2 separate regions of the Homo sapiens genome follow, and region 1 is linked to region 2. Evidence: chromatin contacts called from ENCODE Hi-C or POLR2A ChIA-PET data. All regions are on one chromosome and are shown on one strand. The core of a region is the stretch at or near the end of the contact, and the rest is flanking DNA. Distances in the headings are between cores, read along the strand shown.

Region 1 (6,780 bases), core at 1,257-3,756, 310 kb after region 2:
ATGCATTGTTAGGCAATTTTGTTGTTATGCAAACATCACACAGTGTACTTACACACACTAGATGGTATAGTCTACTACACACCTAGGCTGTATGATAATAGCCTATTGCTCTTGGGGTACAAACCTGTACAGCGTATTGCTGTGCTGAACACTGTAGGGAGTTGTAACACAATGGTAAGTATTTGTGTATCTAAACATATCCAAACATAGAAAAGGTACAGCAAAAATATGGTATAAAAGATAAAAAGTAGGCCGGGCACAGTGGCTCACACCTGTAATCCCAGCACTTTGGGAGGCCGAGGCAGGCGGATCACCTGAGGTCAGGAGTTTGAGACAAACCTGGCCAACATGGTGGAACCACATGTCTACTAAAAATATAAAAATTAGCCAGGCATGATGGCACACGCCTGTAAACCCAGCAACTGGGGAGGCTGAGGCAGGAGAATCACTTGAACCCGGAAGCGGAGGTTGCAGTGAGCCAAAATCGCACCACTGCACTTCAGCCTGGACGATAGACTGAGACTGCATCTCAAAAAAAAAAAAAAAAAAGATAAAAAGTGGTACACTTATATAGGGCGATCCATTCACTTACTGTGAATGGATTTTGCGAGACTGGAAGTTACTGGGTGAGTCAGTGAGTGAGTAGTCAGTGACTGTGAAAACCTAGGACAGTGTTGTACACTACTGTAGGTTTTATAAATAAGCACTGTATACTTAGGCTACATTAAATTTATTAAAAATGTTTTTCTTCAATAATAAAATTAACCTTAGCTTATTGTAAGTTTTTTCCTTATTAACTTTTTAATTTTAAAATCTTTTGAACTGTTGTGTAGTAACACTTTGTTTAGGACACAAACATTGTACAGCTGTACAAACATATTTTCTTTCTTTATGTGCTTATTCTAAGCTTTTTTCAGTTAAATTTTTTTAACCTTTTTGTTAAAAACTGAGACACAAACACACCATTAACGTAGGCCTACATAGAGTCAGGATTATCAGTACCACTATCTTCCATCTCCACATCTTGTCCCACTGTAAGGTCTTTAGGAGTAATAACACACATGGAACTGTCATCTCTTATGCTAATAATGCCTTTTTCTGGAATACCTCCTGAAGGATCTGCTTAAGGCTGTTTTACAGTTAATTTTTTTATAAGTAGGGGTACACTTTAAAATAATGATAAAAGTATAGTAAATTCATAAACCAGTAACATAGTCTTTTTTTTTTTTTTTCTTTTTTTTTTTTGAGACAGAGTCTCACTCTGTCGCCCAGGCTGGAGTGCAGTGGCGCAATCTTGGCTCACTGCAACCTCTGCTTCCTGGGTTCAAGAGATTCTCCTGCCTCAGCCTCCTGAGTAGCTGGGACTACAGGTGCATGCCACCACGCCTGGCTAATTTTTGTTTTGTACTTTTAGTAGAGACAGGGTTTCACCATGTTAGTCAGGATGGTCTCAATCTCCTGACCTTGTGATCTGCCCACCTCAGCCTCCCAAAGTGCTGGGATTACAGGTGTGAGCCACTGCACCCGGCCAACATAGTCTTTTATTATCAAGTATTGCGTATTTTACATAATTGTATCCGTAATACCTTCATATGACTGACAGTGCAGTAGGTTTGTTTACATGAGCATCACCACAGACATGTGCGTAATACTTTGTGCTACCATGTGATGACAGCTACAGTGTTACTAGGCAATAGGAGTTTTTGAACTGCATTATAATCTTATGAGACCACCATCATATATACAGTTTGTTGTTGACCAAAACGTTATATGGTGTATGACTATTTTATTTCCCAACAACTGCTATTCTCTTTTTTACTCTCTACTATCCCCACATCTTACCACCTTTCCCTTACTTGCCTTCACCTGCTTGACAAAGAAAATGGATCTCTTAGATATGGATTCCCTCCGCACCTTACCTTCATATCTACAAATCTTTCTGCACCCATGTACATCTTTATCTCCTTTCTTTCCATCCTAGTGTGAGAGTTATTTTCTTTGAGCTAATGCTTTCACTTGTGCTCTATATCCTGTTCTCTACTTCCTCAGAGGCCTTGTATTTCTCCTCCACCTCAGATTCTGTCATCAGCATATATGTAAACATGTTCAGATGTGTCATTTTTTAAATAGCAGAATATCTGTCACTCTCACTCTACTTGAGGTTTCATTTTCTTTCTCTTTTTTTCTTACCAGTTGTCTGTTTTCTCTGCTCCTATTCACTCTTCAGTCCCCTAGAATCTGACCTCTGTACTCTTTATTCCTTAGAACTGTCCTTGCTATGGTCACCAATGACTTTTGCTTCTCTAGTGGATACTTTTTAGTGACTCCCGTGGTAGTTCTTTTTCTTTTCTAAAATGTTCTTTTTCACTGGTTTCCGTGAGACCCCTTTCCCTATTTTCATCCTTTGTCGGTCTGTTCCTTTACAGTTTCCTTTGCATGGTATGAAAGCACAATTTAGTAGAAACAGTTCAGTGTGATGCAAGTCATTGTGGTTTAAGGAGGAGTCTCTGGTTTAGCCTGGATGTCTAGGTAGGTCTTTATCATTTACTAGCACACAGACATTTACTAAAGATTAGACAGAAGAAAACCAAAATTATATTTTCTGTCAAGAATTTGGGATGAAGATGTTTTATGTTGCCGGTTACACATAGTTTCACATACGTTGACAGAGTTAGGGTTAAGGCTCTCTTAAGGAAGTGAAGAATTGTGCCTGGTGGACAACCCACATAATGGCAGAAAATATTCACAAACTGTACATTTGACAAAAGTCTAATATACAGAATCTATAAGGAATTTAAACAATTTAACAAGCAAAAAACAACCCCAATAAACAGTGGGCAAAATATATGAACAGACAGTTCTCAAAAGAAGACATCCAACCAGCCAACAAACATGAAAAAATGCTCATCATCACTAGTCATCAGAGAAAGACAAATCAAAACTACAATGAGATACCATCTCACATCAATCAGATTGGCTATTATTAAAAAGTCAAAAAATAACAGATGCAGGTGAGGCTGTGGAGAAAAGGGAATACTTACACACCATTGATGGGAATGTAAAGTAGTTTAGCCACTGTGGAAAGCAGTTTGAAGATTTGTCAGAGAACTTTGAAAGAGAGCTACCATTTGACTCAGCGATCACATTACTGAGTATATATCCAAAAGAAAACAAAGCTACCAAAAAGACACATGCACTTGTATGTTCATTGCAGCATTGTTCACAATAGCAAAGACATGGAATCAACCTAGGGAGGGTCCCATCAGTGGTGGATTGGATAAAGAAAATGTGGTATGTATGTACTATGGAATACTACTCAGCCATAAAAAAGAATGAAATCCAGTCCTTTGCAGCAACACGAAGGCAGCTGGAGGCCGTTATCCTGAGTGAATTAATGCAGGAACAGAAAATCAGATACCGCATGTTCTCAGTTATAAGTGGGAGCTAAACATTGGATACTCATGGACATAAGGATGGCAACAATAGACACTGAGGACTAGTAGAGCAAGGCAGGAGGGAGAGGGGCAAGAGTTGAAAAACTTAATAGTTGGGTTGTATGCTCTCTCTCTGGGTGACAGCATCAGTTGTACCCTAAACCTCAGCATCATGAGATATATGCATGTAACTTGCACCACATGTACCCCCTGAATTTAAAAGTTGAAATTATAAAAAATAAATAGCCTGTTGTAACTAATGAGAAACAGCTCCTGGCATGTCTGTTCTCCCATTTCTTAGCAGCTGTCCTGTCATTTGTATTGTGTTCAGTTTACCAGATATTTGTCATTTGGTTTGTTTTCTCTTTCCCTTCTTCTCTGCCTCACCCACCCCATTAATCTTTTAAATTGTGGAATGTAATGGATATGTAAAAGTACATAAAACAAATGTGATGTACTGTTTAAATACATACTGTAAAGTAAAGATCCATGTCAGCACTATCTGGTCAAAACAGAGAACATAGTCATTGCGCCAGTTCACCTGTTACGTCCCTTTTCTGGTTACACTTTTCCCTCCACCTTACTCCTAGAAAATTACTCTCCAAACTCTGGAGGTCATTACTTACATTGTTTTCTTTATAGTTTAAAAACTAAGTATGAACCCCTAGACAAACGTTGCACGTTTTTAACCTCTATATAAGTGGAAAAATACAGTAGCTATCTGTGTGTGTGTGAGTCATTGTCTGACTTCTTTTGCTTGTGGTCTGTCCATTTTTGCCTATAGCTGAAATTCATTCATTGTGATAAATTTTTCCGAAGTGGAATTGCTGGGATCAACTTCATTTTTACTGGGATTTGTTTTAGTGTATGTGTGTGTGTATGTATACACACACATATATATACACATACTAAATTTATATATAAATTTTTAAAAAACTGTGTTCTAAAGAGATTGTGCCAATTTATTTATTTTTTATTTTTATTTTTTGAGACAGGGTCTCATTCTGTCACCCAGGGTGGAGTACAGTGGCATGATCACAGCTTGCTATAGCCCCGACCTTCCAGGCTCAAGCGATCCTCCCACTGCAGCCTCTTAAGTAGCTAGGACTACAGATGTGTGCTGCCATGCCTGGCGAATTTTGTTAACTTTTTGTAGAGACAGGGTCTCACTATGTTGTCCAGGCTGGTCTTGAACTCCTGGGCTCAAGTGATCCTCCTACCTTGAACTCCCAAAGTCCTGGGATTACAGGTGTGAGCCACCACACCCAGGAGTTGTGCCAGTTTGTATTCATACCAGCAGCATATGAGAATTTTCACTATACTTGATTGCTCTCCACTTTTTTTTTTTTGGCTTGTTTTTTGTCTTGTAAGTCCTTTGCTATTATTTAAACTGAAAACCATTTCATTTTTCACATTTCCATATTGGAGAAATAGTAACAAAACTACTTAAAAATATGGGTTAACCTTATTATGTCATCTTGGTCCATGACATGAAATCAGTACATATTTTCATTATGTTAAATATACTTATGTATATTTATTAAGTTAATGCTTTCAAAAATCACGAGATAACTATATTTTATATATACTGATAGTTACCAGTATTATTTTTAAATAAAGATAATTTTGTTTTGCCTTTATTTTTACTTTAAAGTTTTCAGCCATGAACTGGTGATATTTAATATAAAGATATATATATTATTTAACAATAAGATAATTTTGGGCTTTATTATATAGATTTATTTCTAATAATGTATATGGAATATTTATTAATGTAACTCTAATGGATCTTTACTTTTCCTTACTTTTCTTTCAAGTTGGCCTTTACCAGAGTTTGATCCAAGCCAGATTCGACTGATTGTATATCAAGACTGTGAAAGACGAGGGAGAAATGTTTTGTTTGACTCCAGTGTTAAGAGAAGAAATGAGGACATATCAGTATCGGTGAGCATCATTATTGATTTGGTTGACTTTTAATGTTGAACATTTTGATAATTCCAGTATTATCAAACTGGATAATTGGGGCTGAGGGAGAAGGAAATGACTGGATATTGGGGCTGAGGGAGAAGGAAATGTTTGGTGAATCTAACATTTTGATTTGAATAGCTGAGGAGTGGTTTGATGCTTAGGAGTCATAGAATTGGAGACAGTCAAGCAGACAGTTGAAATCCAAGGCTAACTTAACAAATGTGATAAGCATGACTTCTTTGTATTTAGACTGCTGACAACAGCTCAGCAGAACTTGGCTGAGGCTGATTTTTTTTTAATTATCTCGATTATTTTTTATTACTTTTTCAGCAAACATTTATTGAAGTTTTTTTTTTTGTATTTGATAGTATCCTATTGAATTTCAACATATGCCTCTCCCTTACTCTTAATTTTGATTAATGCTGTTCATTTTGTGTTTGTTCAGCTTTTCTCTTTTATGTTAAACAGCCCTGTAAGAATCCACTCATGCTGTTTTTTGAACTCTCCCTGCATACCTTTTCTGGGACGATGCTTCATTAGTCTCATTAATTTCTCTCCTGCGATGTATTCCTTCATCCCTCTCAGCTTTTCTCTTTGCTTGGAAACATTCACAAAGCTGCTAAAATAATTTTTCTTTACTTTTTCCTTCAGGTTTGTGTTTGTCTAGTTCAGGCTACTATAACAAAATACTGTAGACTGGGTGCCTTAAACAAGAAACTTTGGTTTCTCCCAGCATATTTGAGTTTTTTGTGAGGGCTGTCTTCTGGGTTGCAGACTGCTGACTTCTCACTCTACCCTTTACATGGTGGAAAGAAGGCAAGAGAACTCTTCAAGTCCTTTTTATAAGGACACCAACCCCATTCATGAGGACTTCGTTCTTATGACCTAATCACCTCCTAAAGTCCCCACCTCCTAATATCGCATGGTGGGTTAGGACGACATATAAATTTTGAGGAGAGACACACATTCAGTCCATAGCAGTGTCCTTCTCTGTCTTTTCCCATCCCTGGCCTCTTCGTCCCTCTCAGTCATCTTTCTTGGTGTCTGTTGGTGTCTCTCATTTTCCCTTTGTCTCTCTATCACTCAGGCTCTCTAGAGTGTCTCTTCTCAGTCTCTCTGTTGGTCTCTCCTTGGTCTTCTCTGTCTCTCGGTGTCTCAGTAGTAATACATTGACTCTCTTCTCAAACTATCCAGTTATTACTCAACTTTCTGAAATTTGCCTATAAACCTACTCTTCTTTTTATTATAAAACTTTTCTAGAAACTCATCAGTGTCTAGAAATCAAACATTGTTGACTACTTCCAGTCTCATTTATTTTATTATGCCTTTATCCTATATACTATCTCCCTTAATTGAAAATTTATCCTCCTTCAGAGTT
Region 2 (6,961 bases), core at 3,294-5,793:
ACCCTGCCTCTTGCAGGCATCAGTCACTAACACAGGACCAGCAGAGGAGACAGCTGCTGACCCACTCTCCAGGGTGTGAAGAGGAGGTGGCAAGCAGCGACTCATCTGGGAACATGGGGCTGGGGCACAAATGCTGCCTCAGCCCAGGATGAAAACAGGACTAGCTGTCACGTGCGAGAGGGAGGGAAAGTGAGGGCTGGGGGGAGCTGGGTGTGCAGGAGACTTGGGAAACCCAGTCCAGAGTCAGACCTCTCACCCTACCCTCTCAGGCCTGGCTCCTCCAGGACCTCTGAAGTGCCCTGAGACCAGTGGCACACACCTCCCCCTAGTGGTCAATCCAGAAACTGCAGCAGCATCCTCTGTATCTCCTCCCAGGCTAAGTCCAACAACAGACATCCCCTGGTCCCCAGGCAATGCCCTCAGTGAGCCAGGCTGGGGAGAGGTGGGGGGAGGGGGAAAAGAGAGTTCTTCTGTGGGAACATAACGATTTTTTAGGGGGAAGAATTTAGGGAAATAGAGTTCTGAGCCTGTAGCAGATAAATCTTCCATCATCTCCAGTCCCATTCAAGCAGCCGGGCTGTTCCTTATTCATAACCTCAAGGGAGGGATGGATCAAGGTGGAAAACAGGAAAAAGGGGGACAGGACCCCTGCACCTGGTGTCAGCCTCTGACGCTTTTCTGGGACTTGAGAGGAATCAGAGAGGATGCTATTGCTGCTTACGTGGTGACAGAGGAAGGCCCCTCTGCCCCTCCTTCCACTGGCAGACTGAGTAGGGCCACAGGGTGGTGTGCAGGGGAGTTAGAGGGGGGCACTCAGGGCTAAAGGGCCAGGTGGTAGACTGAAGCCACACTCGGGATGTCCCAGCCTCCTGCCTTCTGCCTCCAGGCTGGTCTGCACCACCTCCGTGCCACAGTGGCTGTCCCTCCAGTGGGTCCCTGTGTACCCACCTATTTCGGAGGAGGGCCCCATCCTGGGATGGTGTGGACAGTCCAGAGGTGGGCAGAGTTTGAGTTGGTCCATGGAATAGGAACTCATCAAGCCAAGTAAGGGCATGCCAGACTGAGGTGACAATGTGGATAGAAGCTCCAGGGCATGAAGAGAGGCTTCATGGAAGGCTGTCTAGGAAGTCCCAGCACTCCTGTTGGCTGGAGCATTGATTAGGGTGGTAGCCATGGGGGAAACAGAAGCAACAGATGGAGGTGAGCCTTATACGTTGTCCTAAGGATATGGACAAGGTCCAGAAGACCCCGAGGACTGGGGGATTCAGTATAGATCCACATGGTCAGATTTGCATTTTCTAAAACTCCATCTGGCTCCCCAGTAGAGCACAGATCGTCAGGGTGTGGGTTCCAGGGCTGGCCGGGAGGCCTACAGGGTGGCTGCTAAATCATCAGGCAGGAGAGGCTGGGGGCTTAGGCAGGGGTGGAGACTCCAGGCTTGGAGGGTTTTAAAGGAATGGAATGAAGAATTGGGTGGCTTGTGTCAGCAGAACCTGCTGCCTTGAGGGGGTCAGGGGATGTTGATCCCTGATGTTGGCCCTGGGAGGAGCAGGGGCGGCGGCTGCAGTTTCTGGAAGGACCACTAGGGGGAGACATGCCACAGGATTAGCATGCTCCAGACCACAGGGACCTGAATTCAAGCCCCAGCTGGGCCACTATCAGCTTAGGCAGTTGCTCAACCAGGCCGAACTTCAGTTTCCCATGAAACGGAGAAAACATACTCTTGGTTGGGGTGAGGAATAAGTTAGATAGCATAGGTAAAATGCTCAGAACGGCTCCTGGTACCTGGTAGCAGTTCTGTGGATTTTCAAGATTGCTAGGGTTATCATCACCTTTCTGGAAATGGGGGTGGCAGGAGGGCAGTGTGAGAACAAGCTCACCCAGACAGCATCCACGTGGCAGGATCAAGCCACCCAGGATTTGTGGCACACCAGTCTCCCTTAAAATGGTCACTAAGTCCCAAGTCAAATTGAGACACTGGTAACAAAGCAGTTGTTCAGAGTCTAGTTTATTCTCACACATCCCTAGGAACCAGTTTAAAACTCGAGGTACAAATGAACATGCTCCCCACCCCACTCTGAGTTTTTTGCAGAAGCAGCAGGACATGGCTCCTCTGCTAAAATAAATACAGTTCACACTCCAGGCAATAAATAAATAAATACATACATACATAAATAAATAGTCTCAATGGGATAAAAATGAGAACACAACCGCACAAGGCCAAATGGGAGCTGCACATTTCAGAAATTAGATAATTAACAATTCATCTGATGCCGCAGGAAAAGGTGAAATGCTTCTGGTCCTGGAATGTGTGAGAGATGACCCAGAGGTTTCAGAAGTTCTGCTGTTTTTGATGTCCCGAGGCTCTGTGGTGAGAAGGCCCAGAGAACGAGCTGGACGTTGGACTCAAAAGATCGCGAGGCTCAAAGTCGTCTGTTGAGCCTGCGCATTCTCAAGGGTTTTCAGATAGAACGTCAGTTTCCTCCGGAATTCATTCCAGTCACCGTCCTTGATATGGATTGGATGTCGCTATAAAGAAACCAAGAAGGTGGCATTAGGTGAGTCCAGGCTGTAATGGTGATGACCAGCTGAGGAGCAAGCCATGACGGGCATCTTGGGGGACAGCTTACCGTGGGTGCGGCCGTGGCCAGGGGCAGACATGGCAGGAGATTCTGTGGAAAGAGACCAAAGCAGATGGTCAGAGATTCCCTTGGAAAGGGAGTGGGCCCTGCTCTCCTCCCCAGAGGCAGGGCAGGGCCAACACAGGGATCCCAAACCCTCAACAGCTTCACATACTTTAAGAATGCTCTCAATTGCTGATGCGTTCTGTAAACTCTTGACAGCCCTGTTGAATGCCTCCAGGTTTGGCCTTCGAAGGTTATTTTCCTAACGGGGCAGAGAATACACTTAAGGGGGAAAGGTTACAGAGTATCCCTCCCACAAGCAGGTGGAAGTCACCCCCACAGTTTCCCAAGCCCACTGTTGGGGACATCCTCGGGTTCCCTCCTAGTCCCGTTCTTGCCTCAGGTGGGTCCCTGCCCAAGGGCACAGGCCTAGAAGTGAGTGGCAGGCAGGACCTGGTTTCCTCAAGCCCCCAGTCTCTGGCTCCATTTGAGCTACATAAAGGGCCTAGGTGGGCTGGGCGCAGTGGCTCAAGCCTGTAATCCCAGCACTTTGGGAGGCCGAGGCAGGCAGATAACCTGAGGTCGAGTTCAAGACCAGCCTGACCAATATGGTGAAACCCCGTCTCTACTAAAAATACAAAAATGGGAGTGGTGGTGCATGCCTGTAATCCTAGCTACTTGGGAGGCTGAGACAGGAGAATTGCTTGAACTCAGGAGGCAGAGGTAGCAGTGAGCTGAGATCGTGCCACTGCACTCCAGCCTGGGCAACAGAGTGAGACTCTTGTCTCAAAAAAAAAAAAAAAAATGGGTGGGGAGGGGGTACCTAGGTGGATCTTTCTGCACTTGGGGGAAAAAATATCTCCAAAAAGAAGCTCTACAAAAGACAGGGGGTTTTCCAAGGGAAGTATTTGTAGCTCAGAGGCTGATAACAGTGTTCATGCCCTGACTGAATTAAAGTCTCCTAGAAATCAAGAAGAAAATCACAGAGACCCCAGCATGGAAATGGGTGCAGCATGTGAGCTGTGAGTGCCCCAAACACAGATGGCCCAGGAACTCAGCAAAGGCTTCCACTTCTTGTTTGACCCAAGAAATGTCATGCAAAGGTGAGACAGAACAACTGCAACCAACTGGAACCATGAAAAATAACTGTAAATGATAATGCCACAGCCAATGAGGGTGGAAAACACAAACTCAATTTTTTAAGGGAAAAAGAAGCTGGCACATCTGAGGGGGAAATTTCTGTCTGTCAGTCCAGAGTCTGCCCTACCAAACACTGACCTTAAGGCCCTTGGTATTCCTCACCTAGAACTGCCTTTTCATTTTCTAATTTAAAAGTCATTTTCATTATTATAGCCATGGCTGTGGCCATGTATTGAACTCTTAAGTGCCAGATGCTGGGCCAGAACATGCACATTGTGCCATTTGATTGTCATAACAATCCCACTGAGATAGGTGCTATTAACCCTATTTTACAGATGAAGAAAGCAAGGCTAGGTAAGATGGAATGACATGGCTGAAGTCACCCAGGCAGGAAGTGGATCGGGATCCACGGGCTGAGCTCTTACCATCAGAATGTCTTGGTCTTCCCCATTGAGGTTGTTGAAGTCCTGTGGGGGTGAAGGGAGAGAAAGGCCCATGAGGCCTTTTGGCCTTAGGCAGCCACCACCCCTCACTGCTGCAGGCCAGTCTTATCCAAGCTACTCACCAGCAAAGGCAAAGGTGGCTGCTTTAAGTGTGTTATAATTTCATCGATCATGTTAGAGCAGTTAACCCAGCTTGTCTTCAAGGGCGTTGTCTGGGTCATGGGAGCTTGGAGTCCGGGGCGGACCAGGAGTTGGAGCAGGAGCAGGACGGGCAGGCGGCTCATGTTTGGATCGGCAGGAGGCACTCTGTCTTGTTCTGGTCCTTCGTGGGGCTCTGAAGAGTTGGCAACAGCCTCCCGCCTTATATGTGCAGCAGCAAGGTGCCCACAACCCCGGGCAAGGCGGGGGGAGGTGGTGGTGTGGGGCAGGCGTCGGAAGGATCTTTATCTGACATGGAACCTCCATAGAAAACCACAGACGTAATTATTCATCCATGACTTTCTAGTACTCAAGATCAGTGAAACAAGAAAAAAGATTACTTAAACGGTATCACTTCATCTTGTCAAGGAGGATGAGAGATGGGAAGCATGGCAGCAGGTGAGAGGACCCCTGTGGCAGGAAGGGGAAGCCTGACTCAGCTCACTGAGGCCTCCTGCCCAGTGGGATCTCATCTGCCATCACCTGGACTACCCTGGCCCTCTGCTGCCCGCCCTGCTTGGTCCTGGTGGGTGGCCAGGAGGCCACTGGAACAGATGAGAGTTTGTCTGGTAGCCGGTCACGCTGCTAAACATCCACGTTCAGCCTCAGGCTCTGAGAAGCACATCTCTTGGTGCCGCTTCCCAATACAGAATTACTGGTGTTCCAGTCCCCAGTGGTTTGTCCCATGGGCTTCGGGCAGCTTCTCCTTGACACTTTGTTTCTGGTGGATGGCCGAGGGCGCTCAGGCCCCAGGTGGCCATTCTCTTACTGGTCTGCTAGCAGTGGCATGGCTGTTCCCTGCGTGTGGGACTCAGCCTCTGCAGGAGGCCCGGCTGCAGCCCCTGGCAGTCCCTCTGGTAGCACCGAGAGCTGAGCTCAGGTACCTGAGGACACTGTCACTGGGAGCTGGGGGAGGGGCTGGCCTGGGAGGTTTAGGAGGCAGAATTGGCATGGTCTGAGGGGTGAGGTCAAGGGAGGAGAAAGGAGAGCAACTCCCTGGTTTCAGACTGGGCCTCAGGCTGCTGGGGCAGGGATTGGCAGGAGACAGTTGTATTGAGAGGTCTTGATCCCCGTCTGTGCTGAGCATGGATTTGCCAGGTGCAGGCCCAGTAGGCAAGGTTTGCAGAGAGGGGATGTGAGTGGGGACAGACCATGGGGAAATCCACAAGGGACCTGAGAAACTGCAGCCAGATAGGAAGCAGGAAACCCAGAAGGGCGGGGGTGGTTATCCCAGAGGGCAGCCCCTGAGAGAAGAGGGGTCCTCCTGATACGGGCCTGTCTTGGGGCCTGCCTGACCCACCCCATGGGGTAGGGGCTTTTGGTAAAGGGATGAGTGTGACAGGGGCATGTGGAAGACTTCTTCAAGATGACTGGCCCCGGGTGGGAGGGAGAGGAGAGCAGTAAGGAAAGGCCAGGGTCTGGGTCATGGTGCGGTGTGTTGTGATCAGTGTGGGGGATGCGGGATAGGAGGTTATGCTGAGGCAGCGGAATTTGGGTGCTTTGGGCTTCTGAGCATAAGCAGATCAGGTGAAGACAAGGACCAGGATGTGGCTGTGGGGAGGCAGGTGAAGAGGCTGTGACTCAAGGCCATGCTGTGAGGATGATTTCTGTAGCTGATATGCCCTCCTGGCTCAGCCCCAGGCTGGGCCCTGGACCAGGAAGAGCCCTAGGTTCTGGACCCGGAGTGGAGTCTGACAGGCACAACTCAACACACAGAGGGGAGCCTTAGCACCAGCTTGCGTACTCCGTAGGCACAATTCATTCAACAGACGTCTACAAAGCACTTGCTGTGAATAAAACAGACATGGTAACCTCCACTAGCAGCTCAGTCTTGTGAGGAGACAGATTTCCAGTCTTGCTACCCTTCCTGTGGTCCCAGACCTGCAGGTCAGCCCTGCCCGGGAGCTTGTTAGCGGTGTCAACCCTCAGGCCCCAGCCCAGACTTTCTGAATCAAAAATCGCATTTTGATAAGATCCTCAGTGATTCAGTGCATTTGAGGGGCTCTGATCTAACTACCTCAGCAATCTTAGCTCCGGTAGGGTCCCCTATTGCCCCACGGACCCAGAGTTTGTTCCTTGCATACTCAACTGTACCTTGGTGTTACTGTCTATGTAAACGTTTTGGGGACTTGTGCACAAATAATGTGATTCCTTACAGAGAAAAGCTGTATTTTTTTTAGTGTAAGTGGGCTTTTCTAGGGAATTTTAAAGTTCAATGAATTTAAAGCTGTGGAGACAAAACATTCCTGTATTTTTTTTTGTTTCTTTAAAAGTCAAGACTTTGTGTTGTAACCACACATGCACACAAAATCCTGAATAGTAGTATTGTAAATCTTGACATTTGTAGTGTTTTTCTCATTTTAAAAATGAATATATACCAGCCTGAGCAATTTGGCGAAACCTCATCTCTACAAAAAATACAAAAAATTAGCCAGGCGTGGTGGTGCACACCTGTGGTCCCAGCTACTTAGGAGGCTGATGTGGGAGGACCACCTGAGCCTGGGAGGTCAAGGCTGCAGTGAGTTGTGATTGTGCCACTGCACTCCAGCCTGGGCG

What was found. A loop is a pair of places that touch in the nucleus more often than their neighbours do. ChIA-PET counts read pairs that join two places held with the same protein, here RNA polymerase II (POLR2A). Pooled maps may share reads with other maps.
Region 1: a loop to region 2 is called in a map of naive thymus-derived CD4-positive, alpha-beta T cell, with 3 times the contacts of the local background. The contact joins the enhancer-like site here to the promoter of IL3 in region 2. A Hi-C loop is called at or near these places in 1 of 168 maps with a recorded cell type or tissue (naive thymus-derived CD4-positive, alpha-beta T cell) and 8 of 50 pooled maps. POLR2A ChIA-PET finds 5 or more read pairs at or near these places in 2 of 52 experiments (H1 and activated naive CD8-positive, alpha-beta T cell).

What each region holds. Positions count from the first base shown.
Region 1 is chr5:131,743,162-131,749,941 of GRCh38, reverse strand. It overlaps FNIP1 (folliculin interacting protein 1), which reads left to right. Exons shown (of 18, transcript NM_133372.3): 2 at 5,252-5,378. Among named protein-coding and RNA genes, the nearest start is that of FNIP1, 50 kb to the left of the region's middle. Within about 2 kb of position 2,506, at least 4 of the 41 ENCODE cell types and tissues checked have a DNase peak (open chromatin) inside an H3K27ac peak, as active enhancers do.
Region 2 is chr5:132,058,237-132,065,197 of GRCh38, reverse strand. IL3 (interleukin 3) reads right to left here and starts at 4,543. Exons shown (of 5, transcript NM_000588.4): 1 at 4,330-4,543; 2 at 4,190-4,231; 3 at 2,797-2,886; 4 at 2,631-2,672; 5 at 1,994-2,529. The coding sequence starts at 4,491. The coding sequence ends at 2,407. LOC105379174 (a long non-coding RNA gene) reads left to right here and starts at 2,486. Exons shown (of 5, transcript XR_001742531.2): 1 at 2,486-2,558; 2 at 3,590-3,727. RefSeq lists an insulator at 220-1,218.